4 separate regions of the Homo sapiens genome follow, and all the other regions are linked to region 4. A link is a loop called in an ENCODE intact Hi-C map of the cell type or tissue named here. Cell type or tissue: endothelial cell of umbilical vein. All regions are shown on one strand. Links, peaks and the distances in the headings refer to the core of each region. The heading gives the core; the rest is flanking DNA.

Region 1 (7,943 bases), core at 1,829-5,828, 290 kb after region 4:
AGTGAACCATGATTGTGCCACTGCCCTCCAGCCTGGGCAACAGAGCAAGACCCTGTCTCAAAAATAAATAAACAAACAAACAAACAAACTGAGTACCATACTCCCTGCCTTTCTGTAGAACCTGTTCTCTGAAGGGGAATCGTTCTCATTTAATGATATCCCATGTTCCTTGCACCCTGGCCTCAAGAACACCTAGTGTGAATGCAAGTGCCCCTTAATCATTTTCAGAAGGACTCCAAAGTACTATAGATTCAAGGGATCACTGTTCACCCTTTCTTTTTTGAATCAGTTTAGGAAAACTGTGCACAGTACCCCTACACAGAGATGCATACACACACACACACACACACACACACACACTCTTAGAGATTCACAGTGTATGTTTTTTCTTGAGGGTCTTGCTGTGTTGCCCAGACTGGAGTGCAGTGCCATGATCACGGCTCACTGCAGCCTTGACCTCCCAGGCTCGGGCGATCCTCCCACCTCATCCCTCCAAGTAGCTGGGAACTTAGGCATGTGCCACCACACCCGGCTAATTTTTGTATTTTTTTTTTCTGTAGAGATGGGTTTTTGCCACCTTGCCCAGGCTGGTCTCAAACTCCTAACCTCCAGCAATCCACCTGCCTCGGCCTCCCAGAGTGCTAGGATTATAGGTGTGAGCCACCGTGCTGACCTCACAGTGAATATTACCATATGAAAGTCACTGAGAAGTCCTGCAGAAAAATTAATATTAAACTTTATTTAGCCCAATGTGTCCAAAATGTAACTGGCCATGGAAACCTCCATCCTGTTTTTTTTTTAACTTATTAGCATTTAGTAAACTTATTAGCATTCCTCAGAACTAGCGCTGTAGGGAACACCTTTAGGACATTCTGTATCCAGTCTTTTTATTGTACTGATGAGGAAATTGACATCCAGAGAGGTTGGGAACTGCCTTTGGGTACGTGCCAGCCACAGAGCCAGAACCTGATTCACCAGACATCCTTCCAAATCAACACTCTCTCCGGTAAATCACACTTCAGTATGTCTATTCCATACCTCTAATATATAAACAGTACACACAGCACATGAGTTGATAGCCTTGTAACTGCCAACTTACAAATCACCCTTTAAAAAAATACAAAGAAATCACTAGGTGAGAGCTGAGATCATGTATACAAACTTGAAGTGTGTTTATATACACTATTAATCGCCCTTGTCATGGTTTATACTAGTTATCCAAGTCTTGCTGGTATCAATTGTTTATCCTCATTGCCTTCTCACTGAAATAATACTACCAATAACAAATACTAGCTCCCTCTTTGCTCTCAATGTGAAGGATAACATTAATATATTGATGCAAATTTCTAGCATTTATCTTTATGCATTCATTTAAATAGAGCCAAAACTAAAGAAATCACTTGTTAACAAGATAATCAAAAACAAATCTTTATACTGAGCACTTCATTGATAGATCAAATCCCATTATCACTAACTAAAAGGAAAATTCTTTACTTTGGAATTTGGTTGAATTTAAGACAATTTTCAAAAAAGAAAAATAAGAATGAAGAGGGGGGCATGGAAATCTTTGTTTTTGCAAGAGTTATAACTATTTGTCATATTAAAAAGTAAATTACGTTTGACTGTAAACTTGAAAAGGTAGGTAACATACAAATTTTTTTTAAAAAATCATATTTTGAGAGCAGTCAGTACCCAACTTTAAAGAGCATTTATGAATAATAACATATTAGGAAAGATCAATTGGGATTTCTGTCTAAAAAGTTAAATATTCAGTGCCTGTGATCTGTATTTGTTACCTAAGGCTTCTTTATCAGCAGAAGAAGGCAAATGATACCCTGCAAATGTTTCCAGCATGCAACTTTGCTTATCTCCCTGTATTAATGATCTGTATGGCAGCTGTTATATTAACCTTATCACATAGTACAGCAATAAGGGAAAACTATTGTGAAGGAAGAAAAAAAAACCATTTTGTTTAATCTCTGGGAGCTTTTTTGAACCTAGCAATTTTCTGATTGTCAAGGGTGGAAAAAAAATGAAAGTTAAACTTTTACTGAGTTTATTTACAATCTCAAAGAAGAAACTGGACATTTCCAAATGGGTGATTCAGTAAACATCATAAAATTTGAAGAGGACACAGATTAAATTATCAACTAAACGCTCATTATGTGAATTCTGGGTTTCATGGGGTCCACTAGGGAGCTCCCACCAGGAGTCAGGAAGTGGCTCCTGAGAAAGGCAGTCTCTCCTTCAGGGCTCTGAACCGCTCATTTATGAATATGACATTACCAAAAAAACTCCCATTTGCCCCTCGTAAGACTTCTACCTCTTTCTTCATACAGTCTCTATGTGCACACAGATGAAATTCAGAGGCTCTGTCTTTTAATCCCTCTTTAACTTGGATAATATCAAACCTGACCCTGACACCATTCTACCTTCTCTTCTCTCAAGGTGTTGAGAAATCACCTAACTCTATGATTGCAATTAATGTTTGGTTCAGCTACAAATGCTTGAGCTCAACCCACGTACTAGCAGAATGAACACAAGCCCCTTCCACTCCCCCAACTAGGTAATATGCTTTTTCCTTTTTTTTTTTCTTTCATTATCCCTTTAATACAGAGCAGGGCTACTGATTAGCAAGAGGCAGTTTGACTCCAGCAATAGGTCTTCTTCACTAAGCCTCACTGTCATGGAAATTCCAGCTGCTACAAGAATAAGAGGCTCAATCCATATTTGCCAGCTCTAATATGAAATCTGTCAGAGCCCAAATTAATGAGTTCCAAATTCCTTACATCACGATAACAGGTTAAGACTGGTCAATTAATTACATAAATCCTTCCCGATTCATTGTGCGTTTGCAGCCCAGATTGTGTCTTACATTACTCCATGACACAAGGCCTTTTGGCTCCTGTTGTTCCGCAGAAAGGCCCCATTTAAGTGGAGGCTGCCTGCCACGGCAAAATGTTAAATGTCACACGTTAAATTTGCACTTTTCTGTAATTTCTTTTGTTTAAAAAAAAATTAAACGAAAGCACAGGGCTCCCAGTACACCGCTATGCAGAGAGCTGGGATTGTACTGCACGGATCCCAGGGCAGGTCAGCACCTGTGTTTTACCTCTAAAACAGGTTTTAGAGCACATGCTCCCCAGTACCGGGTCCTCTATAAGCAGTGGAACCCAGAACGTGCATATTTGTGAAAATAAGCCAAGTTTCCCTAAGATCTAAGATTCTTGTCTTTATGAAAGGATTAAAATAGGATTCTCTACATAGCCGGCTTCTCTTGTCTACCAGTAAAAATATGGGGTATCTTAAACCGTGCTGATCTAATCATCTTTCAGAAGCGTGTGCATATTATATTTGCATAGGCCTTTGCCTTAAAAAAAAAACAAAGGTATTCCAGATGGCTTTGCTATTTGTATTTGTCACTGTAACACACCTACAGAGAGTGGTCTGATTGAGGACCTCATAATCATCCAGGCCAAATCTTTTCCTTTTTATAACATCACAATGTGCCTGGAATCACAGCTAGTTAAAACTCGACCTGGATGTGTGACCTCCAGATTCCTAGCGTGGTCCCTCCACCCCATTACATGTCTCTGGACTTGTATGCACGTAGCTGCTGGGTACCGAATGAGACCGGTTCTGGTTGTGTTTCCTGAACCATCTTATTGCAGGCTAGGGGTTCTGCGAATACACGAGCGACCAAATGATGCTCTTAAGTACAACCGACACCTACGTAGGGAACAGGTTCTTTCTACTTGGGAGCCCTAACACCACTCCACTACGCGGGCAGCTCGCCAGACCCAACCAAGGGCGCGTTCTGCAGTGGGCGGCTGCAGCCTCCGCACTGGCCCGGCAGCGCCCCCTTCTGTCCTCCGGCGGCCTGGCACCTGATGTGTCACAGGCCGCGCGCTTTTTCCGGGTACTAGAACACAGTCCCGCTTACAGGGCCTCAGCCTAAAGCGGGTGGAAAACTTGTATCACCCCCCTACACACACACACACACACACACACACACACACACACACACACACACAGCCCAGTCCTACCACCAGGCGCGACCGTCCCCTCCCTCTCCAGACGGAAGGGGCCAGGTTAACGCAGCCGCGCGCCCGCCGGGCAGGTTAGGTTCTCGGGGGCCTAGAAGGGAAAGGGGTTAACTAATGTGTGCGATGCGTGTGCAGATGACAAAATTTAGGGCACGTAGAGTTTGCCCGGCCCCACCGCGTCCGCTCGCGGGGACCCTCGGGGGCCGGGCCCCATGGGGCCGGGGCAGCACGGTGTAGCCCCTCCTCCGGCCGGGCGCGAGCGTCTGCAGAACAAAGCCTGGAGTCCAGCCCCGGCCCCGGCGCGGCCGCCCCTCAACCAACCCCCAGGCGGCAAGGCCCTCTCCACGCGCGCTCTCCAGCCTGGCGGGGCCCTGGAAGCCGGGACACGCGGAGGCCGGGAGGGTCATCGGCGTTTAAGGCAGCCTCCCACACCAAGTGCACCGCCCGGATCCCCTCTGCACGAGGGCTTTCTGCTTATTGCTCTTTTCCCCAGCAGCCAGAATCGTCACCGTAGCGCGGGAAGGGGCCTCGCGGGCCGTCTGCAGCAGGTGCGGCCGGGAGCCGCAGGCCCGCGCGGTAAATCGCTGTCTCTTTGCGGTCGTTGTTCCCATTCACCGCCCGCCGCCCCCCGCCCCACCACGGTTCTTTTTTTTCTTTCCGCCGCGCAGTTGCCATGGGTTACCAGGGCGGTTGCCATGGGTTACCGGACCGAGGCCGGCTGGCTCGCTACCTGCAGCCCAGTCGCCGCCGCCAGCGGAGCGGCCCGGGCGGGACGCGGCGGGAGCGCGCGTGTGCGGGACGCAGCGCGGGGGATGCGCGCGGGCCGCGGAGGCGCCGCAACCAACAGGCGGCCGAGGGTGCAGCCGCGGGAGCGCCACCGCCAGTGGGGTGGGGGGCAAAGCTATAAAGAAGGCCCAGAGGTAAGAAACTAGCAAAAACACAACCACAAGTTATGCCCGTGCTGTGCCTCTAGCAGCAAAGACAAGCGGTGTGGGGTTGGATGAATCTACACTTCTCGTCGGGGGAGAAAGGGTATTTTCCTCTTTAGCATAAGCCATTTACATAGTGTCTTTAGACCAGAGTTTAAATTCAGCAGGAAATTGTAGCTTAATGGTTTTTTTTCTCTTTTCCTCTATATCTTTTGAAAAGAAGTCTTTGGAATTTTGGAGAAAGAGAAAGGGTCATTAACTACCAGAGTTTGCGCAGCTAAAATAAATTAGTGTCCAATGCACTGCTCATGATCTAGAAAAGTTTGCAGTAGGAGTGAAGCGCAATTGTGTCTGCTAAAAAGGGACAATGGTGACTCGTTTGTAAGATGCATATGGCAAAGAATAGAACCAAAGTCCTTTGTATATATAGCAAATGTTAAAGAAATTGTTGCTTATTTACATCCTTCTGAAATTTTTGAACTCCACTCTATTAAAATTATTAATTTCTTATGACCTTTATTTGCAAAGAAAATTCTATGCTTTGAATGTCAAATTGCAGTAACTAATTTCAGACAGTATTTTGTATTTGAAAATGTGTTTATATATAATAAACTAAGAAAAGGTCTATATTCCAAACAAAAACACAAAATTGTACTGAAATTGTTTCCTTCATTGAAAAGATGTTGCCTTGTATTCACAGGATACCAGCTAAGTAATTTAAATATTAAGAGGAAGACTATTTAGAAACAGAATAAGCTTTGTTATTTTCGTTTAAAATGTTAAGGGGCCTCTAATGAAAAGGGGTTGTCTTTTATAGCTCAAATACTGAAAACCTTATTGGTATCACAGTAGCTCAATAATAATGAATCCTTAAGGCATCCAACAAATACAAACCAAATTCAAAACAACGTCCAGTTTACTGTTGGATATAACGGTTATTGTGGCCAGGCTAAATGAAGTTGTTTAACTTCTTAATTGTCATAAAAGAAACTTTGTTCTTTTACTTTATACTGCATATCACTTGTTTGTATTTAATTATTCAATAAAATGTGGACTAGGTTTGAAAAACTGGCAAGATACTTCATATCTTAAGGAATAGTATCTGCTTAAAAATAAATACTTGTTTGTCCCTAGTAATTTTTAAAACTTGAAATTTTAACTAGAATTAAGTAACTTTCTTCTAAGTGAGACTTTATAAGAAGCCGAAGTAACAGGTTGTTGACGTTCAGTGCTGTTGACACCTTTGGGTTATATATAAATCTAGTTCTACAACAAAACACGTAAGTTGGCTTTATAGGTGAATAGTTTACCCTTTAAGAATCAGCCAGGGAAAATGCAGTTTTGCTGTATTGTAATCATAAAGAATCCAGGATTAGAATTCTTTACATTTAAGTCACATTAAAAATAGTGTTAAATAAACATCTATTCAAGTTAGCTACATCAGTAATTATTTTCTTTTTCCTAAAGAAAGCTTTATAAAAAATATGCCAGAGAAAAATAAGAGACAAAGCAAGAAAACCACTGGGAACTGAAGTTCATCTAAATATCTCAGCTGCAAGAAATCAGTTTTAAGAAGCCAGTGTGTGGACATTGAAACAACTAAACCAAGGCTAAAAGCCTCAAATATGTACAACTATAGCTAATATTAAACCATGTTTTACCAAATTTCCTCATAAAAAATAAAAAACACTGAGTTTGGGTCTAAGGCAGAATATATTCTCTTGTATAAAATAAGTGATCCGGCAAAGTTGATTTTTTTTCACGTTTAATGTAAAAATGATCTCGTGACATTTACATACTAAGTATTAGGCATTACATAATATTAATTTTGATGGCTATGTTACATCATCTAAAAATAATATGACAATTGGTGGCATAGTATGTGTTTTTCAAAACTGCTGTAAAACAGAAATAGTGTGAACTCAAATACATATTGCTGAAGGGATGAGGATCGCTCTTAAATGCCTGGATGGCATGAACTTTACATATTAGCATGGTAAGAAATTACTAAATCTTTTCTTTTCCTGTATTAAAATAATGAGGATCTAAGACACATTAAATCAAAATATTTACAAAAATTTAATAATGTTTTAGACCAAAGAAAAAAAGGACAAATTAAAGAAATCATTCTTATTCTAAATTTAATTTTTTTAATGTTAGTTCTCAGTTTTCTTAGCTTTTTTTTCTGTTGGTTCTTTGAAACAAGCATTGTAAAGACTTTTTAATAATACAATAGCTTTTAAACTCTTAGTGAAAATGAAAAGGTTGCTTTTTGTAGTAGCCTCTGCCACTCTTCAATTAGGCTGGGTAACAAAGCAACAAGTTATCCTAGTTATCTGAAAATATCTTCCTGTTAGTTTCACAGAAATATTTTGTACCATTCAACATGGATGAAACTTGGGTAATTATCTCAAGAAAATGTTGCCTCATCTGAAATCTGAACTTCAAAATAGTTTATCTAAGATATCTTTGGGACACTAAAAAAAAAGACATTTTATGAAAATTATACCAATCTTCAAGTAGATGCTTTAAAAGGGGCTTTTTAAAAATGAATAATTATTTCTGAAATTAGCAAGTCGACATCCTTTTCTAAATTATGGGAATATTTATTGGTAAAATTAAATTTATTAATCTTTATAAAATCCTTCCTCTGATTTAAGTAATAAGTAACCACCACTGATACTGAAAGTTATCTAGTGATAAGAAATTGCACATTTAGTCAAAAAATAAATCATTAACCTGATTATACAATGATAATGAAAACAAATTATTTGTCTCCAGAAACCATTTGTTGAAGCTGATTTTGGATAATGAAAATGTATTTCTGAATCTATATATTACAGTTATAAGTAATATTACTAGCACTATCTATGTTTTTTCTAAGATGTAAACATTATTTTAATATGTCTCTATTCATAAGATACATTTCCATCTAAGCGTGAAACAGAATACTGGAAAGGTTAAATAC
Region 2 (7,943 bases), core at 1,985-5,984, 220 kb after region 4:
TCCCCAAAATTAAAGCCATAACTGGCAATTCTTAGAAAAATCATTACTCCCAGCTAATATACTCCCCAAAAGTTTAATAAACAAACAAAACCACCCATCATTGTGGACCAAGAGTTTCAGAAAAATTTATCTAACATTAGAAGTTCAGGTATGAAATGTCACAGATACTAACTTTGGAAGTAAGTATAGCACTATTAAGTGGGCAGAACTCTCTGCTATGATGTGGGTCACAAACTGCCACAGTCTATAAGATGGCATTTCTGTTTCACACAAGATCTTTCATAACAGAACAACTTAGAATCTTCACATGAAGAGTGTGACTTACATGCTGCATGCTTCGTGACATCCTTTCAAGTTTGGTTTCTTTGGGATGGCAGAGAAAAATCCATCAACAGTGCAGTGAGACATCACTTCAGGCCACAGGGAGCTTTCAGATGGGAAAAGTTGAAGACACCCAACCAGCACAGAAAAGTTCCTGGTGAATGTTTTCCAGTACGTGGCAGGTGCTCAGTAAATGATTCCCAGTGATGACCACCTCCCCTCTTAACCCTATGGTAGTGAAGGCACCAGGTAAAATTGGCGAGCCTCCGATGATTCAGTCATTCATTCAATAACTATTGATTCAACCGTCTGGCTGAAAGTTAAGCCACATAACAAAGAGACCAAGTATAGTGGCTTAAAGACATGCAGGTTTATTCTGCACTCATGGAACATTTCAAGGCAAATGGTCTGGGCTGGGTGAAGCTCTGCCACATGTGGCCATTTAGGCCCATGTCTGTCCATCCAGTTGCTCTGCCACCCTCCAGAGTGTGTCCTTGTCTGCACAGTCAGGCTGATCATGGGCACCGCCACGCTCCTGTCCTCAGGAGGGAAAGGTGGGTACACATCTAGGGCTGGGGAATGCATTCCGAGCAAATGAGGCAGAAGCTAAACACATCACTTCCTCTCCCACTCTTCAGGTGATGTCTTAGCACTCAGCAGCACAGCCGCAAGGGAAGCTGGGACGTGTGGCCTAGCTGGGCATCTAGCAAAGCCAGCAATACCAGCTTAGAGCAGGGCCTCCTGCAAGGCCCAGATGACTGAAGTACCTGCTCCCATGGAGTTTATAGTCAGGTGGGGAAGCACAGAGATAGGTAAAGAAGTCATGACCAAATGTAAAGGCCCAGGAGAGAATGAAAATGGTGCTGTAACAAAGACTGATATGGAGTGAGACAATACAGAAGGGTTTGTGGGGAACAAGTGTAGACCAGGTGGTCAGGTGAGGGTTAAGCTGAGACCTAAAGGGGAGGAATGCATGGATGCATGCCAAAACAAACAAACAAACAGAAAAAAAAAAGAATGCACTAGACAGAAATACCTGATGCACAAAGTCCCTGGAGGCTGAAAGTTGGGCATGTATGAGGCCAGACCAGAGAGCGGGGCTGGAGCAGAGCGAGGTTGGGAGGGGAAGAGCAAGGCTGGCAGGGGAGGAGCTTCAAGCCAGGCATGTAAAGGGAGCACAGCAGGATCCCAAAGGCCCTCGAAGGCCTGGATGAGGAACCTGGATATCTGAAGTGCAATGGGAAGGCAGGTTATGGGACATGATTTACATTTTTAAATATCCTGTGGCCGCTGTGGGGAGAATGCAGCCATCGGTGTAATCCACCTGTTATTCTGAGAAGGGAACTCTAAGGCCTAGAAAGTGAAGGTTTAAATCTTGTCTCTAAAGAATAATTTTAAGATGAGAAATGAATCCCCTGGTAGCCAAAGCTTCTTTGGGTTTTCAGAGGGTCTTCTGAGACCAGCCATCCAGGACAGCGGCCCGAGGCCATGATCAAAAGTCCAGAGCCTTCAAACCAGCTTTGCTGGAAGAAAGATGAGGTAGGAAGCAGGTTGTGGGAGGGGTAGTGATGGGGTTTATGTCTAAGCCACTTCTTATCTCCAGCAGAGGTGCTGCTTACACTTTTGGATTCCAAGTTTGTTTACTTGACTTGAAAATGCAGGTAGCTGCGATGCGAAAGTTCGTTTCTCTCCAGGATATGGGATACAAAAAGCAGAAATACAAAAAGTAGAAACACATTTTCTGGTTTTGTTTATCTTAACGTGAAAAATAATATACATCACAATAAAAATAATATACATCACACATCACACGCTGGGGCCTGTTATGGGATGGGGGTGGGGGGAGGAATAGCATTAGGAGAAATACCTAATGTAAATGACGAGTTGATGGGTGCAGCAAACCAACATGGCACATGTATACCTATGTAACAAACCTGCACGTTGTGCACATGTACCCTAGAACTTAAAGTATAAGAAAAAAAATTAATTAAATAATTAAAAAAAGAAAAAATATATATAGATTTACTTGTAACAGAATGGTAGGCAAATACATCTAGATTGTCTACATCTTTTAAAATGCAGTCTTGGATTTACAAATACGTGCAGATGTCAATAATACCTGACATAATTTTTACTAGTTTACAAAATCATTGCCTACATTACCTTATACAGGTACTTGGTTGAGTTGAATTTTCTATAAATGATTCTTAATAAGTAAATGAGATTAATGGACTAAAAATTGAAATTTGTAAATGCCTCCATTACCTATTCATGCATCATAAGCATTTAGTCTTTTAAAAAATTTAGTAGGCCCTGATGATTCAAAAGGCCTTGATTTCTTGAGCCCTTTGTTTGTAAAATGGTGACAAATTTGGATGAAATGCTGCATGTTGGTAATACTGAAACCTTGCAGATAAAGGGTTATTTCAAACCTTTCTTATGAGAATATACATGCAAACTGTGTTTGTGTTAACTCAAATTCTAAATTAGTTGCAGTGTGAACTAATCATTTCAAGCATTAAAGCTTGGCCTTGGGATGAAATTAAAGGAGAAACATTTAGGCAGCATCATTGGAGAATTACCCTCAAAGTAAGATCACTAAATCCTTAAACATTTTCCTAAGGGAAAAAGTGGAAGTATCATCAGTTTCTAATTCTAAGTAGAAAAAAAAAAATTAGCCTGTGGACCAGAGGAAACAGCCTTGTGTCAGAACACTGAATTATGTTGTTTCTACCTCTCCTTTTCATTGTAACTAATGAATCCTAATATAGGCAATAAAGACATATAAAAGAGAAATCTACATTGTAGGTCTCTGATTTATCATCCACAGAACAACTGAAGTAACTGTTCTGGGATGGGGGTATTACCTGGGTATCTATGCCCCAAATATACAAACCCCTGCATGGCAGGTATTTCTAAAAATTTGTGCACAAAAAAATCGGCTGGGTGCAGTAGCTCATGCCTGTAATCCCAGAACTTTGGGAAGCCGAGGCAGGAGGATTCCTTAAGCCCAGTATTTTAAGATCAGCCTGGGCAAATTAGCAAGATCCCATCTTTATTTTTTTAATTATTAAAAAATTTTTTTAAAAATTTTAGAAAGATGTATTTTAAAAATGAGTATAAGAGAAGCAATGCAGGAGGGAAAGAATGAAAGAAAAACAGCAGAAGACAAAGCAGTAGAGGATAGCACTTACAGATCACTCCTGACTCACCCCTGGAAAACATTCACTCAGTTGTTTGCTGGGGAGCACACCTCCCTTCCTCCCAGGCATCCATTCAATCATCTAAAACATTTACTGAACTGGACACAGAGCTGGGCCCTGAGACTACAGACATGAGTCAGACATGGTCCCTACCCTCCAGGAAATCACAGTCTTGCCAAAATACAAACACAAAAAGTGAACGTCTGAAAAGAGCTCTAAGAAGAAAGTGTCGAGTGCTGAGCGAGCCTAGAAGAGGAGGCTGTTCCTCTGCCTGTGAGGACAGGCGGGAATTGGCTGACCCTGAATGAGGAGTATGCTTTCCCCAAGCAGCAAAGAGGCAAGGACCTGGAGCTGCTGAGGAGAGTCACAGGAGAGGAAGCTCAGGCGAAGGTGAGGGCTGGGCTGTGAATAACCTGAGCAACGGACTGAGCAGTTAGGCTACATTCTGCAGCCAGAGAGGACCCACGGCAGCTTTTAAATCAGAGGAGTGGCATGATGGTGTCTGGGTTTTGGAAAGGCCAGTGGCAGCAGCATGAATCGTATGACCTTGGGACGTGCCCTGGGCAGATGATCCTCTTCCCCAGGGCAGCTGTCCTCAACGTGAAGGCTTTTCCCTGTTCTAGATCAGTGACTTCATCCTGGGATATAACAACTTCCTGTACTCACAGATTCTAGGAATCATTTAATGGGCGCAGTGAGGATGGCTCATCCAGGACCTCAGCAGGAAATATCCAAAGTATTTTGATATTTGACTGGAGTGACTCCATGACTAGGAGCTGGAATCATCTGCAGTCTGGCCTGGATGGCTCAAAGTCCAGGACTGCTGGCTGGAGTTCCTCACAAGGGCATGCTCAAAGCTCATGCCCAGTGCATCTCACAGGGAGTCGGGAGTCAAAAATATGGAAGCTCAGTGTCTTTTAGTATCTTATGTCTGAGAGAAGGATCTGTAAAAGGATTGCTTGCCATATTTACGTATTTTTGTTTTATTTCTTACTGCATCATTTAGCTGTGACCTCCATAAAAGAGGTCTCCAAGATGTGACCTGGTCATCCCTTTTCAACCTCAGCTCCCACCCACATACCCCAAACTCTGCAGCAACCAGTTGCTTGGAGTTGCCCATAAACATTCTCTCCTTTTTCCCGTCTTGCCTTTTCACAGACTGTTTCCTCCACCCGGAATGCGCCCTACATGCCTGGCAACCTCCTACTTCCCTTTCACGATTCAACCCTAACATCTTCTGGTCTCAGAAGCCTTTGCTGAGTCCCCAGGCACAGTTGTGCCTTCCTCCTCCCCACACCCCTACACCTGGTGTTCCATTATATTCTATACTTAGCACTCTGCTGCAATTAATTGTCTTCACAACCACCTCTCTCACTAGCCTATGAGCCCTCAAAACTCTTGAAGGGTGGAGAATCTGTTATTCTTCTTTGTCATCTCTCCAGCTCACAAACATAGTAAGCACATTGGAGATGTTTAACCAATGTGGACTTTTCATAGTGACTTTCAAGTTAACCTTCATGTTCTTACAGCATTTTATAAGGCTTATATTAAGAAAGCCCTCTTCAGCCTGGGCAACATAGTGAGACTTTATCTCTACAAAAAAATTTAAAAATTAGCCAGGCATGGTGGCACATACCTATAGTCCCAGCTACTCGGGAGGCTAAGGCAGGAAAATTGGTTGAGCCCCAAGGGTTAGAGTCTGTAGTGATCTATGATCATACCACTCACTGCACTCCAGCCTGGGCAACAGAGCAAGACCCCATCTCTGGGGGTTAAAAAAAAAAAAGGAAAGAAAAGCCCTCTTAACATCTCATCATCTACATGCAACAATCCTGCATGTATTGGCCCCATTTAGAGATGAGAAAACAGAGATTCAGAGGCATGTGGTGATTTGCCCAAAGACACTGACCAAGAAAGTGACAGAGCTAAGACTTCTCTTCCTCTGCCGTCTGATCTACTCAGAGCTCTTGGATAACATGGTGCCACAAAGTGCCCAACCTCAAGTTCAAAGACTTACTTTGGACATAATTTCTTTCCAGTGTCTAGGGCTGTACCTGCTCCTCTGCATACTCCAGTCCCATTGGTTTCTGTTTGAGCACCATGTGTTGGGGCAAGCCCAAGGGCAGGACTCTCAGAACAAGGGCAAGGGGGAACTGCGGGAAGTCATTCAGGATGGCCTCGGGAAGCCTGACTTAAGTTCAAATTGTGAACAAGTCAGTGAGCTAAGGCTGCAGCCGGGACTGCAGTGGAAGGGGGAGGGATGAGATCTTGAATTATTTCTTTTGCAACCCTGTCCCTGGCATCACTTTGTGTAGCAAAGCTTACCTTAGAGTCCATGTCCTACTGAAATCACCATAAGATCAGATCTATCAGAGCCCAAATTAATGAGATTTCTAGGTGTTTATGAGTTGTCTTCATTTCAATTTAATTTTTCGAACAGGAAATATATTTACAGAGTTTGAAATTCCAAAGGCACAAGAGGATATACAGTAAAAAGTTTTCTTCCCACTCTTGTCTCTCACCACCAATTTCCTTTCTACAAAGGTATTTCATGAATATTCAGGGAAATACAAGCATTTATATATGCATACATACATACACACACATATTCTTTTTCTCTCATTTTCATATGAAGGGCAGACTATTTATACACTGTTCTACATCTTGATTTCTTTTTCTGCTTAACAATATGTCTTGGGATTCCCTCCATACCAGCACACAAAGAGGTGTCTCCATCATTTTTACAGCTGTACTGGATCCCATTGTATGGCTGTGCCAAAATTTGTTTAACCAGTTCCCGGTTGAGGGGCATTTATTTTGTTTCCCATCTGTTGCTATTATAAACAATGTTGCAGTGAATAACCTTATAGATACATCATTTTGTTCACATGGGAGTATATCCATAAGCCAGATTCATAGACTTGGAACTGCTGGATCAAAGGGTGTGTGTGTTTGTAATTTCAATGGGGAGTGTTCCAAATGACTTTCCACAGACTTTGTACTAATTTAAAATCCTACCGGAGTTGTACAAGAGGGTCTTTTTTTTCCACAGAAACCTCTTTTGTACATAAACCATCAGGGATAGTCTAAGGATTCAAAGAAGCCATGAAGACCAAACAACTCTTCTGAATTTAAAAAATAAAGGTGGGGTGGGGCGAAATGCAAATCAAAACCACAGTGAAAAAAGGGGAAAAAACATGCAATGAGATACCACTTCATACCCGCAAGGATGGCTATAATCAAAAATAAACAAAAAGTAAGTGTTGGTGAGCACGGAGAAATTGGAATCCTTCGCATTGCTGGTGAGAATGTACAATGGTACAGCTGCTTTTAAAATCAATTAGGTGGTTTCTCAAAAAGTTAAATATAAAATTACCATAGGACCCAACAATTCCATGCCTGGGTATATACCCAAAAGAATCAAAAGCACATACTTAAGCAAATACCTGTACACAAATGTTCATAGCAACGTTATTCACAATCGCCAAAAGGTGGAAAAAATCCAAATATCCATCAAGGGATGAATAGATAAGCAAAAGTGGTAAGTACCTACAATAGAATATTACTCAGCCATAAAAATGAATGAAATTCTGATAAATGCTACAAAATGGAAGAACCCCCCCAAACCAATTTCATTTACATGAAACATTTACATCAGGTAAATCCACAGAGTCACATGCAGATTGATGGTTGCCAGGAGCTGAGGAGTCAGGGAAATGGGGAGGGATTGTTTAATGGGTGGACAGTTTCCTTTGGGGATGATGAAAATGTTTTGTAACAAGATACAAGTAGTGGTTGCACACACTGTGAATGTACTAAATGCCACTGAATTGGAGTTTAAAATGGATTACAGTTTGTGTCATGTAAATTTCACCTCAACCAAGTAGAAAAAAGGAAAGAATAAAAGTGGAGGTGCGTTTACGTCCTTGTTCCCAATATTCTTGGTTGCTGACTTTCTGAATCCCCCACTTTGTGATCCTCTCCCAGTTCAGTCTGTCTACAGAGGGCCCCCTAGGATGGTTACAGACATCCGCTAATAGCATATGCCAGGCAATGAGCCTGGGGCTTTTATGCATTTTCCCGTGAATTCTTCACCACAACTGAGCGAAGTATCATTATCTTCTTTTTTTTTTTCTTTTGAAACGGAGTCTTGCTCTGTTGACCAGGCTGGAGTGCAATGGCATGATCTCGGCTCACCACAACCTCCACCTCCTGGGTTCAAGTGATTCTCCTGCCTCAGCCTCCTGAGTAGCTGGGATTACAGGAGCACGCCACCACTCCTAGCTAATTTTTGAATTTTTAGTAGAGATGGAGTTTCACCATGTTGGCCAGGCTGGTCTTGAACTCCTGACCTCAAGTGATCCGCCCACCTCAGCCTCCCAAAGTGCTGGGTTTACAGGCGTGAGCCACCATGCCTGG
Region 3 (7,943 bases), core at 2,019-6,018, 800 kb after region 4:
CATCCCTAAATACAGTAACTGTTAATAAAGCTGCCACTTATTTTTTCAAGTCTGTTTTCATTACTTGATTATGGCACTCTGGGTACAAAACATAGCTTGTTTTCATGAAAAAAAATGATAGACATATAATTATCTTTCTCTCTCTCTCTCTATATATATATCTCAAATAGTGAATTCATGGTTTTTCTTTTTTTTTGTTTTTGAGACAGAGTCTCGCTGTCACTAGGCTGGAGTGCAGTGGTGCGATTTCTGCTCCCTGCAAACTCCGTCTTCGGGTTCAAGCGATTCTCCTGCCTCAGCCTCCCGAATAGTTTAACTTCTGCTACTACAGGCGCGCACCACCATGCCCAGCTAATTTTTGTATTTTTAGTAGAGACAGGGTTGCACCATGTTGGCCAGAATGGTCTCGATCTCTTGATCTTATGATCTGCCCTCCTCGGCCTCACAAAGTGTTGGGATTACAGGCGTGAGTCACCGCGCCCGGCCCATGGTATTAAATTTTTTAAAAATACCCATAATGAAAGGAACCTGAAACAAACAAAATACCTCTTTCATGTTCTTAATTTCCTTTCTTGGAGATAGTGTTTGTCCACAAAGGCAAATGCAATCTTTTGAAAAGTATATGGAAACAAACACCTTCCAGCTGTGAGCATGTAATTGGTCAATCAGTTCTTATTCAGAGATGTTTTTAAATGTCACTGTGTATTCTTATTTAATTCTTGGATCCCTGCATCCATAAAAATAGTGGCCTAAACTGTTGCTGTTCTATGGAGATATCAATTTCCATGTCTTTTTCTTACAAAACCATACTGGAAAAATGGATGGAATTACCCATTTCACATAATTCGTAAATTTAAATAAAATAACATGGAACACAGATTTCGACTTTCTCACAGTTGGCAATGTAATTTATATATTTGGAACGTGGTTCATTTCTATTATTTGAACCCTCACTTAAATATGTTAGAGTTAGTTATTACTGTAAGCTGAGAGAACCAACATGTAAAAACAGATTGATTTCCACAACCATCTGCCACCACAATGAAATAATTTGGCTTAGAAACTTACAGGATATGTGATATATTATAAACAGTGTATTGTTATGAGTTTACAATTTAATGATAAACAGGGCTATTTGTTTTGTTACTGAAACCGTAATATCAAGATGGGGAACAACTAAATAGAGACTGTAAAATGAAACGGTGAGATATGTACTTTTGCTCAATTTAGAGGCCACAAACATAGCTAATCATGCATTTTGTTAAATACTTGTTTGATGATATTCTTAATTACATGTCCTTTGTGGTTTGCTGCTATTTTCAGGTGCTATTAATAAAAATCAGTATTCCTAAAAGTGCAAATAGATTGGAAGCAGATGCTGTTAGTAAAACATAATTGGGCTAAAGAAAAAATGTTGCAATTTGAAAACAGACCAATGTCTTTTATGTGTTGGTTTGCCGTGATTATGCATTCATGCAGGACTTGAAAGAGGAGTAATCAACAAATGCATATTAAGAAGAATAGAAAATATAAAGAAGAAGCATTTTTGTAAAGCTCAGATAAAATGTTTATTTTATGTGAACAATATTGGAATTGCTGGCATAGGTTACAGAAGTTAAGCTGAACAAGAAAACTTAAATTAGTCTTTGCTACATTAGAATGTTAAAATGCAACTTTTAAATCTTTGAAACATATGCAAAAAAGTAAATTACTTTTGAAAATATTGTTTTAACCCAAAAGATTAATGATTTATATTTATAAATGATAATACTGTGTTTTTAAAAAATGCAAACTGGGAATTTTTTATGGCCAGATCATTATGATATTTTACTTCTACTTTTCAGTAGTTCTGAGTGGTTACTTTATGAATGTGTATTTCTTATAATAAAAAGAAGTTAAAAATATGAATGTAATAAAACTGTGAATTCTTACAAAGTCAAATTATAGTCCAAGCAGAAAATAAGAACAAAATAAATCTGAGCTTTGAGAAGCAAGTTCTTAATATAGAACCCAACTGGAATTTCGTACTAAAGCAAAACAAAAAAATGACCTCACTACTAATACATAGAAAAAGATAGGAAGAAAATATAGGAAACAGATTTACTTACTGATTGTGAGAATACATATAAACATTTTGGGTTTTTCTTGTTATGCCTTTTGGCATTTCTCAGATTTTTTCAGGAACATATATACTTCATAACCAGAAAAACCTTATTCATTAAAGAAAAATGAAAAATAACATGATAGTCTGGTTTAAATAATAAATAGTTTGGGTTTAATGCTTAGTTATATTACTTAAATTATAATAGTACTTTATTCATTACCCCAAAGCTTATTAAAACAGCACTAACACAGTCATATAAAGCTAACGCCTAAAATTAACACTAAAATGTAATTATTTCCTAGTAGATTGTAAAATTAACTTTTTATAATTACTAAGAACCAGGTGTATAAAAGTGCTAATGTTTTATTACTCTACTTTACCTAGAGTTCAATTTCAAATAACAATTTGACAAATTATCAACTGACAATGTTTTTGGCTTTAAGATGGATATACATTACTGTAATTGCTTGGAATATCATAGGAATTAACATTTATTTTTAACACTGAATCACTTGTTAGCAATGGAATAATGTCTCTGGATATAATTTCATGGAGGAGGCATAAAATAATGCCTCAAGTTATTTACTTTTAAGACTACAAAATTAAATATGAATTGAGTTAAATGTAATCCACATACTGATGTAAATTTAAAAAGACAGTAATTAAGCAAATTTTCCTACCTTTGTTACATGTCAAAAAGTATTTAGAAGAATAAACGTTACACCATACTGACCTAACAAGAAAACTTTTCCATTCCCCTTGATCTTATAATTTTCCACAAACCATTATTCTCCACTGAGAGCACTCTTAACTTCTTACTAATACAGAAATTCTTCGGAATCCTCTATCATTTCTGTGCTGGAGGCCCAGAAATTGCAGAATCGGAAAGGTGTAATTTGTTTTCCAGTGGAGAGAGAAAGAATTTTGGCTGTGAATTTTAATTTCTGTTTAAATAAAGGCCCATAGCCTGCCAAAAGAAGTAATTCTTTCTTACTTTTTTTTTCGTGAAACGGCCTTGTTGACAACTCAGATTTTAAAATGTAATCCAAATTAAGGAACAAAGACTTCCAAATTTAATTTGGAGCAAACAAACTACCATAATAACTTTTCTGAAAACTGTAAAAATGTTACCCAGTATAAACGCGCAGACAATATGTTTTAAAACTTAGGTTCCTGAAGATCGTGTTCATCCTTTCATTTTCCAGGTATTTGTCACTTGACATCTTATTTCATAAATCGTGAAAAGGTACGTCTATGTTCAGTTCGACCTAAAACAGGGAAAATTTTTGTAAAAAAAAAAAGAAGAAAAAAGAAAAAAAAAGATCAAATCAATCACAAGAAGAATTCTCTTATTAAAAAACTGTCAACCGAGTATCCCTGGGGCATTTTACTGTTGGAAACAATTTTAACACATACATCATTCATAAGCAATTCATAAATGCTTAGCTCGAAAGAATTTTCCATCCTTTCTCTGCTTCAGTGCAACTCGGCTCTCCCTAGCTCTGCTAGTGGAAAATTAGGAAGACAGGGAATTCATAGCAAAGGAAAAAATGAATTCTAGTGAAGGAATAATTTTTATTGCACAAAAATTTTGCTTCACACACGGCCAGCCAGGAGCAGTGGCCCTTACACAGATTAAAATAAAATTAATTTGGGGGCGGATAGATTGGTGATCTCTACTTATTTCATGTTACAACTCTTAACGACTTGTAAGAACCAACGAAAAAAATGCATTTAGAAACAGAATTCTCTCAAAAGGGCGAATTAAGACGAATTTTTTCAGAAAGCCATTTATTTCCTTCAGGCCCTTGGCTCAGTCTGGCGAGGCTGGCGGGAGACCCGCCCATACCCCCCGGGAGACAGGCGGGACACCGGGTTCTCGAGTTACAAAGCAGCCCTGGGTGCCCGCCCACTATTTATGCAAAATAAACACGCCCTCTTTATTAAACCAGCCAATGATCAAACGGCATCCTGCCCGGCGGGAGGTGGGGCCGAGGAAGGAAGCACTCAGCAAACCCAGCTCCGCGCGCCTCGGCCCGCTCCGCCTCTTCCTCGTGCCCTTCCTCCTCCGTGCTCCGCCCGCAGCTAGGCCCCTCCCACTCAGCTGGCGTCTGTGCGCTCCGGGAAGAGGTGGGAAATTGGGCGGAGCCGGGGGCGGGGGGAGATGCTCGCGGTTTCTCATTTACATGCAGCCACACTATTGGCTTAGGCTGGCGGTGAAAGGACAAATTAGGGGCGGGTAGCTTGTCAAAGTGCACTTCACGGATTGGCTTAGGCTTACGATGACGTAAGAAGGCCGTTTAAGCAAATGAGAGCGCAGGGCTAATGCGCCTCCTCCCTCTCGCCCCACCTCTGTGTGAGCGACCCAGTGAAAGATGAGCCCTTGAGGCACATTCCCTAGTAGATTTAAATGACAAATCTAGAAAGAAGCGGTTTAAATATTTATGAAGAGGCGGAGAGGTGTAGAGTGTCTTCCGGAAACGCTTCTGATTGGCTGGTGTTTTCAAGCAAGTGTTAGCTTTATGAAATGAGTGAGTACCCCCAGATCAATTCAATGATTATGTTTCGTGCTTCGGTTTTTCTTCTTCCAAAAGCGCCACACCATATACATCTATTTATTTTCTCAGTAATTGGTTGCATGTGTGGTCCGAGGGGCTCACTTTTGTCACATTTTCACTCTCAATATATTTTGTTTTTTGTAAATCATGTCTTATTTTCATCAATTTTAAAATGCAAAGATCTGGGACAGATGGAAACAATTAGAACCTCCGCTCTGCTGATGTGTATAATCTTATTAGTTTAATGGGTCACAGGGTGCAGGACCTATTTCCTATAGATCAAAGTGAAAACAAACACGGTTAATATCCCATTTTGTTTTAGAACCACATCGGATCGGGTTCCCTCTCTGGGCCGTGGTAATGACAATATTAAGAGAGCTTGGGTTGCCTTGAAGTTTAGAGGGAAAATTGAGTCATGAAGCATTTTGGTTTAAAAATGCATTGATATTAACACCAGGTAGCCGGTTGCCAGGTCCCTGAGCTCTCTTGCGTTTATCACAACAGCATGGCTTTTTAAAGGATTTCAGTAATGCTCGTTTTGATCTTTTGCCTTAAAGCAAGTGAAAAATCATGCTTATTTGGTTGTTAATTATACCAGTTCTCAGGTTTCCTCTATTCAGGCTCAGTGCAAAACTTCCGAGCCCTTGGTGTAATTTTCAACTATGACTTCTTAATGATTTTTTTTCTTCATCTGTGGATAGTAGTCACAGACTCTTTTCAGAATTTAATTTAAAAAAAAAAGTTAAGGAGCCACATGACCGCCACCCAAAATGCAGCATTTCATTTCAGGGAGTTCCTGACCGCCTAAGGCCACTCCATAGACTCCTAAATATCTGTGAACTCCGGTATCAGAACCCACACCTTAAGGAAATGTCTTTCATATTTTGAGTTGTGTTCGGTTGTGTTATTCCGAGGCCAAAATATAATCTTCTAAGCACCTACGGGGTTGGACCAGAGCCTCTCTCTTCGTGACAAAGACCCCCTTTGGAAACCTCCCGCAGCAACTTCTCACCCCAATAAATTAAATGCAGCCGCAGTGTGGTCCATTACACTGGAGTGTGAGGTGACGGCCCCTGTCAAAGGTGAACGGCCCAGTACAGCCCCTTAAATATTCCTACAGATAATAAATATCTGTGTAAGGAAGGGATGTAAAAGTTTCCTATTCGTTTGGAAAGCTCGGTACTACAACAATGAATAAACATTGCAGACTGATGAATGCCCCCAAGTCCCTCCACAGAGGCGGCGGGGAGAGAACCAGATCTTAAAAAATTTTTCACTCTAGGCCTGGAGGCCGGGTGCTGCGGCCACCCGTGCCTCGACGTGTTCCTCCGCACGGGCTCTAGGAATGTAAATACCACGAGTTGAGACAGGTCTGGGCCCCGGACAGAGCGGTCCGTGGTTTTAGCAATTCATTTTAATTCCGAAGCGGTCCAGTGCATTTGCTTTCACTTGGTTGCGCGGGGCTGGAATTGATAAGAGAGAAAACCATGTACTTGTCCTTGTGGGTTGGGAAACAGGGTCACTGAATCCTGGGCTGGCTCTCACAGCTTCCTGGCAGAGTTCACACACGCACTCAGAGGCTGCGCCAGCCCTGTACCGCAGGACTGCGGGCGCTCCCTTGCCGGCACTCCTCCTTCGGTTCAGAAACCAAAGTGGAAACGCATGGATCAAGTTGCAGGGAAGTCTGACATCTGGGACAGATGTTGCTCCTCTGCCCGTGGCGGTTCCTCAGATAAATCCTCATTGCTTTATTTTAATTTGCCTTTGAATTTCGTTATTTTTGCCTCAATGCAACACATAGTCTTTTTTTTTTCTGCTTTATTTAACTCTCACGGTCCTCTGCGCTATTTTTATCAATGGTATAACTTTATTTTGGGAAAGGGATTATTTCCCCCTCAGAAATGGGGGGAAATAATCAAATCTCCAGTCAATTATGTCTTGAAATTTAACTCTGCTTTTACTGGTCCATCATAAAACATTTAAACCGTTAAAAACATGTCCCTCACTGATCAACTTTAGTTGTTTTGTGTTTTAAAACATGGAAATACAACCCCTGTGTGTGTATGTCACATTACGGACAGACCATATTAATCTCTTTCTCACAGAAAAAACATCTGCGTGTGTGAGTCTAAGTAATTATTCATCTAGGGTAACAAATTCTAGAAGGCTTGACCTACCTTCCTTCCTCCCTTCCTTCCTCCCTTCCTTCCTTCTTTCCTTCCTTCCTTCCTTTTTCTTTTCCTTTCTCTTTTTCTTTTTTTGTGCTTCTTTGTATCTAATACCCAGGGGCATTAACAACATCTCCTCTGCCTCGTCTTCCCGTGTGTAGAGGGACCCGTCTCACGTCCAACAATAGATACCCCTTTTATTATATATTTTTCCTTTTGTTTTTCTTGACCAACAATTTCCCTTCAGTTATTTATTTTAGCTGGGTAACCCCAAGCTATATGCTCCGTGTAAACCAGAATGGTGTGGTCGGTTTTGTGACAGGTAGTGGCTTCCTGAGCTGGCTCTGATGCGCACCTCTGAGGCGAGCCAAGGCGGAAACTGTCATTCCTAGAGGAAAGCGATGCCCGTCTGGGAAGAATCTGGGAAACCCCAGCATTCCTATGAGCTGCGGCCCACTAAGCGCCCCTGACCGCAGTGATCACTGTCTCCTAGATTTTTTGACAATGTTGTTTTGCTTTGTTTTAAAATATTATCGTTACTGCTGAGAAACGTGGACTCTTATGATGAAGACCTGCCGGGCCTTCCCCAGCCATTTCACTCCCTGGCCTCCTCCAAGATGGCTTTCATTTAGGGAGGGTCAGACTCATCTAGGTGACATTTCCCCGAGCCTTTCAGTCAAGTTGGTCTACAAATTCACCAAATTAGTGCTTGGTCTACATCTAGGGCTTCCTGCACGGAAAGGCCAATAGAAAAGTCCACGACTTGACTTTTACGCCACATCACTACAGCCACAAAACGGGGACCTCCTCGGGACTGGAGGCGGATCCTCCACGGGTCCCCGGCCAGGCCCATCCTCCTCGCAGCGCGCCTGGTGCGGCCGTACCAATTCCGCGCCGTGCAGCCTGGAGTTACAGGCCCCGACCGAGCCAAGATCTGAGGCTGCCGGGCCCTCCCTGTTTACTGGGGGCTCTGCTACCGGAAGTCATTTGACAAATCTCAGGCAGGCCTTTCTAATCTTTACTGCTCGGCAGAGCTTTGCAAATCTCTAAACACGCTGTAACCTTCTTCAAACAGCACGCCAGACACACTTGAAGGTTTTTTTTTTTTTTTTG
Region 4 (7,715 bases), core at 1-4,000:
GCAACCAGTTAAGTTATACCTGTTGCTATTTTGCAAAGAAATAATTATAGTTTTTATTTACCCATTTGATTTGTGTGAAGAATTCATCACTATTTTATACGTAACATATAGTCTACTATAGCATAGTATGCTACTATTGCTACTTCTGGTGTGATTTGTAATGTTTCTTAATCATTGGACATCAATTATTTTTAGAGAGTAATGTATAATTTCATAGCATTTTAAATTTAGTGTATCATGCGAGTTTTTTTTGGTAGATGCTGAAGAATGTGGTTGCTAAACAAAGAATGCTAAAGAATGTTCAAACTTTATAGATAACTTTATTGTTATTATTTATTTTCACACATTTAATTCCTATTAAGTACAGCCGCAAGAAAGAAAAAATGATGAAGTTGCAAATGGCAGTGTGCTGTCACCTGCAACAGAAGTGCGTACCAGAAGTATGACTCATGCAAAGCATTTTACCGTACAAATATCCTGGTGCGATGATGGGCCTGGCAACATTTTCTACTGTACTTTTGTTTAAATTTAATGAAACAAAAAATTCCTAAGAAATACCACCCTACCACTAACAAAATGGTATAAAGAATCTCCCAGCCAGGCCAACATGGTGAAACCCTGTCTCTACTAAAAATTAGCCAAGTGTGGTAATGTTCACCTGCAGTCCCAGCTACTTGGGAGGCCAAGGCACGAGAATTGCTTGAACAAGGTAGGCAGAGGTTGCAGTGAGCCAAGATCGCGCCACTGCACTCCAGCCTGGGCGACAGAGTGAGACTCCATCTCAGAAAAAAAAAAAAAAAAAAACAGAATCTCAGTGTATTCTCAAAGTAAAAAGGCATAACCAAGCACTCTCTTATCTTGCCTTATTGCTATACTATTTACATCCCACTGCAGAACAGCAGATTTGAGGCTTTTCTATATACTTCTCAGAGCACTGAAAAGAAAGGAAGGGTTTGCAGAGGAGAGTGTAGAAATCCCAGTGGTAGCATGTACCAACAGGTGAGTAGAAAGGTAGTGTTAGCCTGACATTTGAGTTATACTCTGTGCTGCCTGAGCAAGATTTGTAGAATCATATAATTACCTTTTCATGTATATTTGAAATCAGAGGTGTTTAAAATACCTATGAGATACCAATGTAGCCTTAACATATGTCAAAATGCATTGCTGGTTAGATAATTATTTGGACTACACATAAACTCCTAATATTGAATCATTACCTATCAGGTATTATCTTTATGGAACTTTTCAATATCTTTGCTTTATAAAGATTCTAAACATGTATCTGAGCTGGTAATATTTTAAAATCTCCATTATTTGTGTAAAACTGTTTATAAGCAGTGTTTGAGAGGGTCTGCTTTACCATTACCCCCTCAATATCATGATCATCCAATCTCAAATGTGAAAAAAAAAAAGAAATTTGATTTTAGGGATTGTGAGTAAACAAGTTTATATAGAGAGACATTGTGAAGTTAAAGTTTTCAGAAGTTACATTTGTGCAGTTCTTACCTTTTCCTCATATAGTGCCATTGAAATAGACTGAAATTATCTTGGCAAAAGTTAGACAACCAAAGACGACTTTAGTGGACTGGTTTTCAAAACTTGAGCAGCTGAAAAGCAAAAGCCGTTGTTTCCCATGACAATGTAGCCTTTGTGGATTTGGGTTTGTGCTTTGGGTTGAAAAGAAGTTTTTAGTCCTAGGCCAGTAGATGGCAGCAGCTTTTCATTGCAGACAAAACCTCTTGAAACCCTTCCCCCATGGCACAAACTCGCCCATGATGGAAAGCATCTAGATTTCTGCCTCCTTTTACAGTTAATCCAGGAGAGGGAGTCCTTTGCCAACTGATGACCAACAGTTCCAAGCCAGATAGTCTCGTGAACAGTGACAATACAGAAATAAGGTGTTATTTCTGTTCAGATCTCCACCGGCCTTTGTTCTTTTAAAACTTGAATATAGGTGGGAGACATAAGAAAGGAAAGAAAAGACTTAAAACTGGAGTGACAGGACAAATAATCATTACTTTCAATTCATGACTGCTTTATATTCATTTGATGAAATCATTTGTATACAAACCAGGGAGAGTTTTCTTTACACCCTTGACAATATATCACATACTCTTCAAGATCATAATAATATCATTAATATAAATTTAAACAACATGGCTTGTTAGAAAATATGCTAATTGCTATGGTCTCATTATGTTTGCTTAGCTTTTATTTGTTTTTCTGTGAACAGTTAGAGAGCTAATTTTTTTCAAAGGTGATTGTAAGTCATATTTTATATAGCATTTTGCTTGATTATTTGCTCTGTACTGAATTTGTACTCTATTGCCATTAGATCTTACAATAATGTTCCACTCTGCAAATTTTTAAGGTTCAAATAAAGTTTAATTGTTTGCAAACTGTTATGATGCTAATAATTCAACAGCCTGCTGTGTTACTAATGAAATTACTTTGTTATGATTAATTTGGAAAATAGTGTGTTGATTGTAGTAATTAAGCACAACAAGGTGAAGTAAATGATTCTAATGCCATCTGGCCGCCAAACTGAATGAAGAAATGAAATAGGGCTGTCATCTGAATTTATTCAAAGAAGTAAGGATAATACAAATGACTTTCATTGCTTTAGGATTTACACTTAACACAGCTCACTCCGTTCTATTTTTGCCACTTTGCTGCATATGACACTTTCTTTCATAGAAAAAGAATGTCATTTAGTCCAGCAATTGTTTTGAATACTTTATTTTATTGGAAGCTGATTATTTTTACTGTGTGCTAATTTAATTACAGATAATTACATAAAGTATTATAGGACCATGGGAAAAAGAAATCACTTTTCAACCATGTGTAGGTGAAATCCATATATATGGGGTTTCGTTTTTGTTTCATGTTTTGTTTTGTTTCACTTTTTGCTATCATTACACAACCACTTTGAATATAGCCTTGCACAAAGAGTAGGGCATCCATTCAACTGTTTCTTAAATGTGTACAAAGGCTCACTCTTAGTTCTTATGATTTCTACTTTTTATATAATTTCATGTAATTTCTGCACTCTACTACTTGCTACTTATTCATAGACTGGTACTATCCAGGGTCATAATTTAAAATAGAACTGAGTTAGATATTATGAATTCAGATTTGCAGTTCAGCCATTAGAAGAAAATTAACCCTAATATACATGTTGTTTAAGAGCTTGAACTTCATCAGTGAGACTGAGTGAAGCATTGTGAGAATTTTTAAAGTTCTAAATTTCAGATAAATCAGTCATTTGTATTTCATTTGTTGGAGTTATAGACACACACCATATAGAGATCACTTTTGCTTCTCTTGAGTTCAGTAGGTTCATGACTATTGAAAGCAATCCACATGGTAAAGAAAGAGGTGGTGAAGAGTGGAGATCAAAACATGATCAAGCCATGGAAAACACAGCTTCACTCAAAGGTTGAAAGAATACTTTGTGTGTGTGTGTGTGTGTGTACACTGTATATATATATAAAATAAAAACATTTGATGAATATGATCTTATTTATAGTAATATACTTAGTATTCAAAAATACAGAGAAACAATAAGTACTACATTGTTAAAATATTATTATACAAGTTTAATATATACTCAAATGCACAACAGTTTATACTCTGGATTGGGAACAAGAGATTTCTAGACATCTCAGCTTTAGCCAGTTTATTATACGCCTACTGCTTTATAGTTGAGTTCTTCCAGAATATCTGTTAGAACCTCTGATAGCATACTATTTTATGATGAGATAAATACTTTAAAAATCATATGATCACAGTAGCATGGAATGACATTTCATTAATGCTATGTTTGAGGGGCTTTTTCTTGTTTCTGCTAGTAGAATCTGTTCTACCATTACTTATACACAAACATATTATTTATTGCCAGCATGGTACACATTATATGGTGTGGATCCAGTAAATATTTGTTAATTAACTGATTTGGCACCCCACAATATCTCAAGACATGAGATTTAAGAAGAAAAGAGCTTGACTAGTAAACCTGGTAGAGAAAATGCCTTTATACAGTTAGTATATCCCATAATACTATCAACAAGTAGATTGGATTTTATTGTTATAACAGAATTGAGTGAGATTGTGAATAATAAGAAAGTTGAGTTGTGGTACATTGTCCTTAGATGTTTCCTTCCTTTCTTCCCTTGTGTTCAGTGTTGTGACCTCAAATAAGAGGCACAGGTGCCTCCTCGGGCAGCTTGGGGCAAGTGATCTACTTTCACTTTCCAGTGAAACATCTCAAATCACTGCTGCCCTGCATTCCACTTGCGTAATATCAGAGAAGCCTTTCCTGCATCTGATCTTGAAAGCATTCTAGCTGTCGCCTTGGGCAGATCAAAAATTTGTGCAAGTAAGTGGGAAGTTTCACAGTTGCTGCCAAATCTAATCATAATTTAGCTTTTGTCCTTTTTGTTAACTTTTACTCCCTGTTTATTTAAAGTTGTATGATTATGTTAACTTGAGTGCTTTGAGTCCCCAAAATGAAAGGAACTGTAAATGCAGAAAGTCGCCTTAGTCATACCACTGCTCAGTTTAGGTCTTCAGTGTTGAGAGAGGGGCTGGAAGTTGAGCAAGCCAAAACACTTGACTATGTGCAAAGGCGTGAATATAGAAACTGCTCCCAAAGCCCATCTCTTAAGTACCTTTCTTAATGCTGGAACTTTGGAAGGTGTTTCCCTAGGTTTCTCTCCTCTTTTTTTTTTTTTTTTTTCTTTTCAGTTTTCTTTTTTGTTATCCATTACTCGGAGAGGCAATATAGCACAGCCCTTGTCTGTTTTCTGTTTATTGGCCTCAACTTTCTAATATAAAAATATCACTCCTGCTAGAGTAAAAGCAGGTGCCATTTTGTAGCTTGAACTGCAATTTACTTCTTGTTTGAGGAAAGTGTCACACAGGTACTCTCAAAGGAGAAAATTAATGACACTAGTGTATGCTGGTTAAAGACAGCTGCTTTCGTGGAGGAGAAAATTCCAACAAATAAGCAGATTCTCATCTACTACCCTCCCCTCCCAGCTCCCATGGGAGTCTATTTAGAAAACCTTGTGTTCTTTATCACATCAAATGTGATGATAACAGTTTAAGTCAGACTAGTAATAGTAATAGCTAACATTTACTGAGTGTTTACTATTTGTCATGCTGTGCACTTTTCATTCAATTCTTATAACAACCCTATGAAGTAAGTTCTGTTATTCATTACCATTTTCCCGATTAGGAAACAGGCTGAATAATTTGTCCCCAAAGCCTTAGGGTAGTGAGTTACCTAACCAAGCCTCACACCAGCCTCCTTGCCCTGAATTGAACACTGTTCTGCTGCGCAGTACTGTGATGAATTAAAACCAAATGCTTATTTGGATTCTTTGCATATAATAGGCACACAACAAATGCTTGTTGACCACTGATGAGGTCACCATTTCTAGAAAATAATCTGAAGCATGTGAAAAGAATCATCCAATAATTGACAATTGGATAGCTGAATTTGGCTCACTAGTCAGGAAAGCATACCATGGTTATCATATCAGATCCAAAGCAGCTGATCCGCAATGGAGACGAAACTTTTATGCAGGAACACTTGACGTTCCAGTCCAGATGAAAATAGGAAGTCAATCAAAGCAGCAGAGTCCAGAGAGGACACCAAGCCAAACTGACCCTTTTCTAAGGACCTTTTCCCATCCTTCCCACCTCCTCCAATGTGAAGCCCAGTAAAGGGACCAGCCAGGGGAGCCTTGAAGAGGACTGCAAATCCAGCTGCTTCTGTCTCAAATAGTTGTTTTTTAGGAGATGGGTTTTAATTGATTGGTTTAAACACATAAAGGATTGTTAACAAACTGTACCATCAGTAAACTTCATTGTAAAACATGTATAATTTTGTAACTGAGTGATGGCAATGTCTGACCTGACTTTTGCTTGTTGAGATATGAATTTGTTTAAGAAGAATTTTTATTGGAATATCTGATACATAAGTACGTACAAGGTCTTATTCCGTGGACACCCAAGCAGTGCCTTGTACTGGACCTCATAAAGACTTCTGTTGTGTTTTTTGAACAAGTCCTTTTTAAATAATTTTGTACTTCAGTGATTGGAGGCTGAGGGTTGGGGAGAGTGAAAAGATTAAGAGATAAGTAAGGACTAACATTCACTATTATGGCTCTGGAATTTAACCAGAGAGGTGGTAAAATTGAGCCCTCTCATAGTCTAAAATACACCCTATAGTACTGACTGTCTTATAGCCCAAGAGAAAGGGGTGTACCAAAGTTCTATTTTCAAAGGGTATTTGATTCTGTAGAGTTCTTTGAAATGTTTCCATGCCTACTATTCAGAACATCATGCTTCTGAAGGACAAGGAGTGAATGACTGCATTACCCTGATCTCCAGCTGCCCAAGTAGATCTCAGTGGTGTAAAATAACCTGTCCCATCTAGGATACCCTACTAATTCCTAATTCCCAGGTCAAGCGCTTGTGGTCCGTAGAGTCTCTGTTGCTCCCTGCTTTCATCTCCTTGCGCCACTTTCCTCCTCCTCCTCAGGCTATTCCAAGGAGCTGGAGTCATATGAGGCATGAGATGTTACAATTCTTATCGCTCTACATAGTTCACAACGTCAAGTGTGCCCTCTGCTTTCTGGGAACCCAGCAGAAAAACAAGTTGTGTAACTGTGTGTTTATCCTGTTATAAGCATCCTGAATTGAAAAACCTGAAATGTAGCAATCTTGTGAATGTGTGTTATTATCTCTCTGTTGCTTTGCTTCAGTTGGTCAGCATATTTGCTTTATTCTTTATTATCGTCTCAGGGCTTGCTATTTTTCTTCCTATCTAATTAAATGATTCCATTTTGAATAAATTACATTTAAGTGCCATCCTGTGCAAGGGGTATTTCAAACATAGAATTTGACATAGTCTTTCCCAAGTAGATTCATAGTCTGAATAAGATAGGGCATAAACACAGGGAAGGATAAGGACAGCCCCACATAACCTTACCTTGGTACAGTTCTTAGCAGGTTAAGCCACTAGCAGTGTCCTAAGACATAAAAGGTTCTCTGATTTTGTGATATCTGAACCTTAGGGATTATCTGGGAAACAAACTGGGAATCTTTCCTTATGTATGTATTTTTAAAAATAAACGGGGAGGGAAACGCAAGGGTTTCAGTATTGTTTCAGATGAAAATATTTTTAAAAAAATTCCAAAATGCTTGTAGCTCCTGAATTAAGTGTGAGGGGAAGCAAAGAGCTGTGTATATGAATAATGTGAACGTCTTTTACAGAGTTGCTACCAGTTATGGTAACATAACTCTGGAAGCTGAGAGTGACCCTACCCCTTTAGGAGTAAGGACTCTTTTCCTTCAGTTGGAGACAGAGTTGTACCAGCAGTATTCAGCTGAAAGTGAGTAGTAGTAAGAACACTGGAATTGGAGTCAACCAAAATTCTAGTTTCACTCTCTAGTGCCTTGTGCCCTAGAATAAGTTTCCTTCCCTGCGGAATACCAGTGGTGCCTGTTCTCTCTGCCCTGTCAGGATTGTGGTTAGGCTCAAGTGAGATTATGTTTAGAAGTGACTTGAAAAATCAACAATAGCGTCAAACATGGCTTTCCTGCATTTAAAGATATGAGAACTGAAATGAAACAATGATCAAATAATTTCTCCTTCACACCGAAATCTAGCAAGGGAAAAAAATGTTGATACTCAGCATTGGCTG

Evidence for each region. A loop is a pair of places that touch in the nucleus more often than their neighbours do. Peaks named below come from ENCODE experiments on the same cell type or tissue, not always from the same donor. Only the 100,000 strongest peaks of a DNase experiment are listed, where the experiment ranks them.
Region 1: it touches region 4 in a loop (7-fold over the local background); 100 of 110 quality-filtered maps call a loop at or near these places.
Region 2: a loop joins it to region 4, with 3 times the contacts of the local background. A loop is called at or near these places in 2 of 110 quality-filtered maps.
Region 3: a loop joins it to region 4, with 4 times the contacts of the local background. A loop is called at or near these places in 3 of 110 quality-filtered maps.

Annotation. Positions count from the first base shown.
Region 1 is chr7:26,373,110-26,381,052 of GRCh38, reverse strand. The region is part of intron 1 of SNX10-AS1 (SNX10 antisense RNA 1); the gene reads left to right. It overlaps SNX10 (sorting nexin 10), which reads right to left. Exons shown (of 7, transcript NM_013322.3): 7 at 6,670-7,943. Among named protein-coding and RNA genes, the nearest start is that of LINC02981, 21 kb to the left of the region's middle. RefSeq lists a silencer at 4,164-4,373. In endothelial cell of umbilical vein, for the core only: a CTCF peak has its summit at 3,862 (motif pointing left); DNase peaks (open chromatin) are centred at 3,802, 4,542 and 5,262; H3K4me3 peaks cover 2,263 bases; H3K27ac peaks cover 1,784 bases.
Region 2 is chr7:26,445,654-26,453,596 of GRCh38, reverse strand. The region is part of intron 1 of LINC02981 (long intergenic non-protein coding RNA 2981); the gene reads right to left. Among named protein-coding and RNA genes, the nearest start is that of SNX10-AS1, 50 kb to the right of the region's middle. In endothelial cell of umbilical vein, for the core only: no CTCF peak of the experiment used is centred there; DNase peaks (open chromatin) are centred at 3,646 and 4,176; H3K27ac peaks cover 1,977 bases.
Region 3 is chr7:25,858,836-25,866,778 of GRCh38, reverse strand. No RefSeq gene overlaps it. Among named protein-coding and RNA genes, the nearest start is that of LINC03007, 73 kb to the right of the region's middle. RefSeq lists a silencer at 4,014-4,123. In endothelial cell of umbilical vein, for the core only: no CTCF peak of the experiment used is centred there; a DNase peak (open chromatin) is centred at 4,338; H3K27me3 peaks cover 1,549 bases.
Region 4 is chr7:26,661,752-26,669,466 of GRCh38, reverse strand. SKAP2 (src kinase associated phosphoprotein 2) reads left to right here. Exons shown (of 13, transcript NM_003930.5): 13 at 1-2,399. Among named protein-coding and RNA genes, the nearest start is that of LINC02860, 28 kb to the right of the region's middle. In endothelial cell of umbilical vein, for the core only: a CTCF peak has its summit at 1,783; a DNase peak (open chromatin) is centred at 1,786.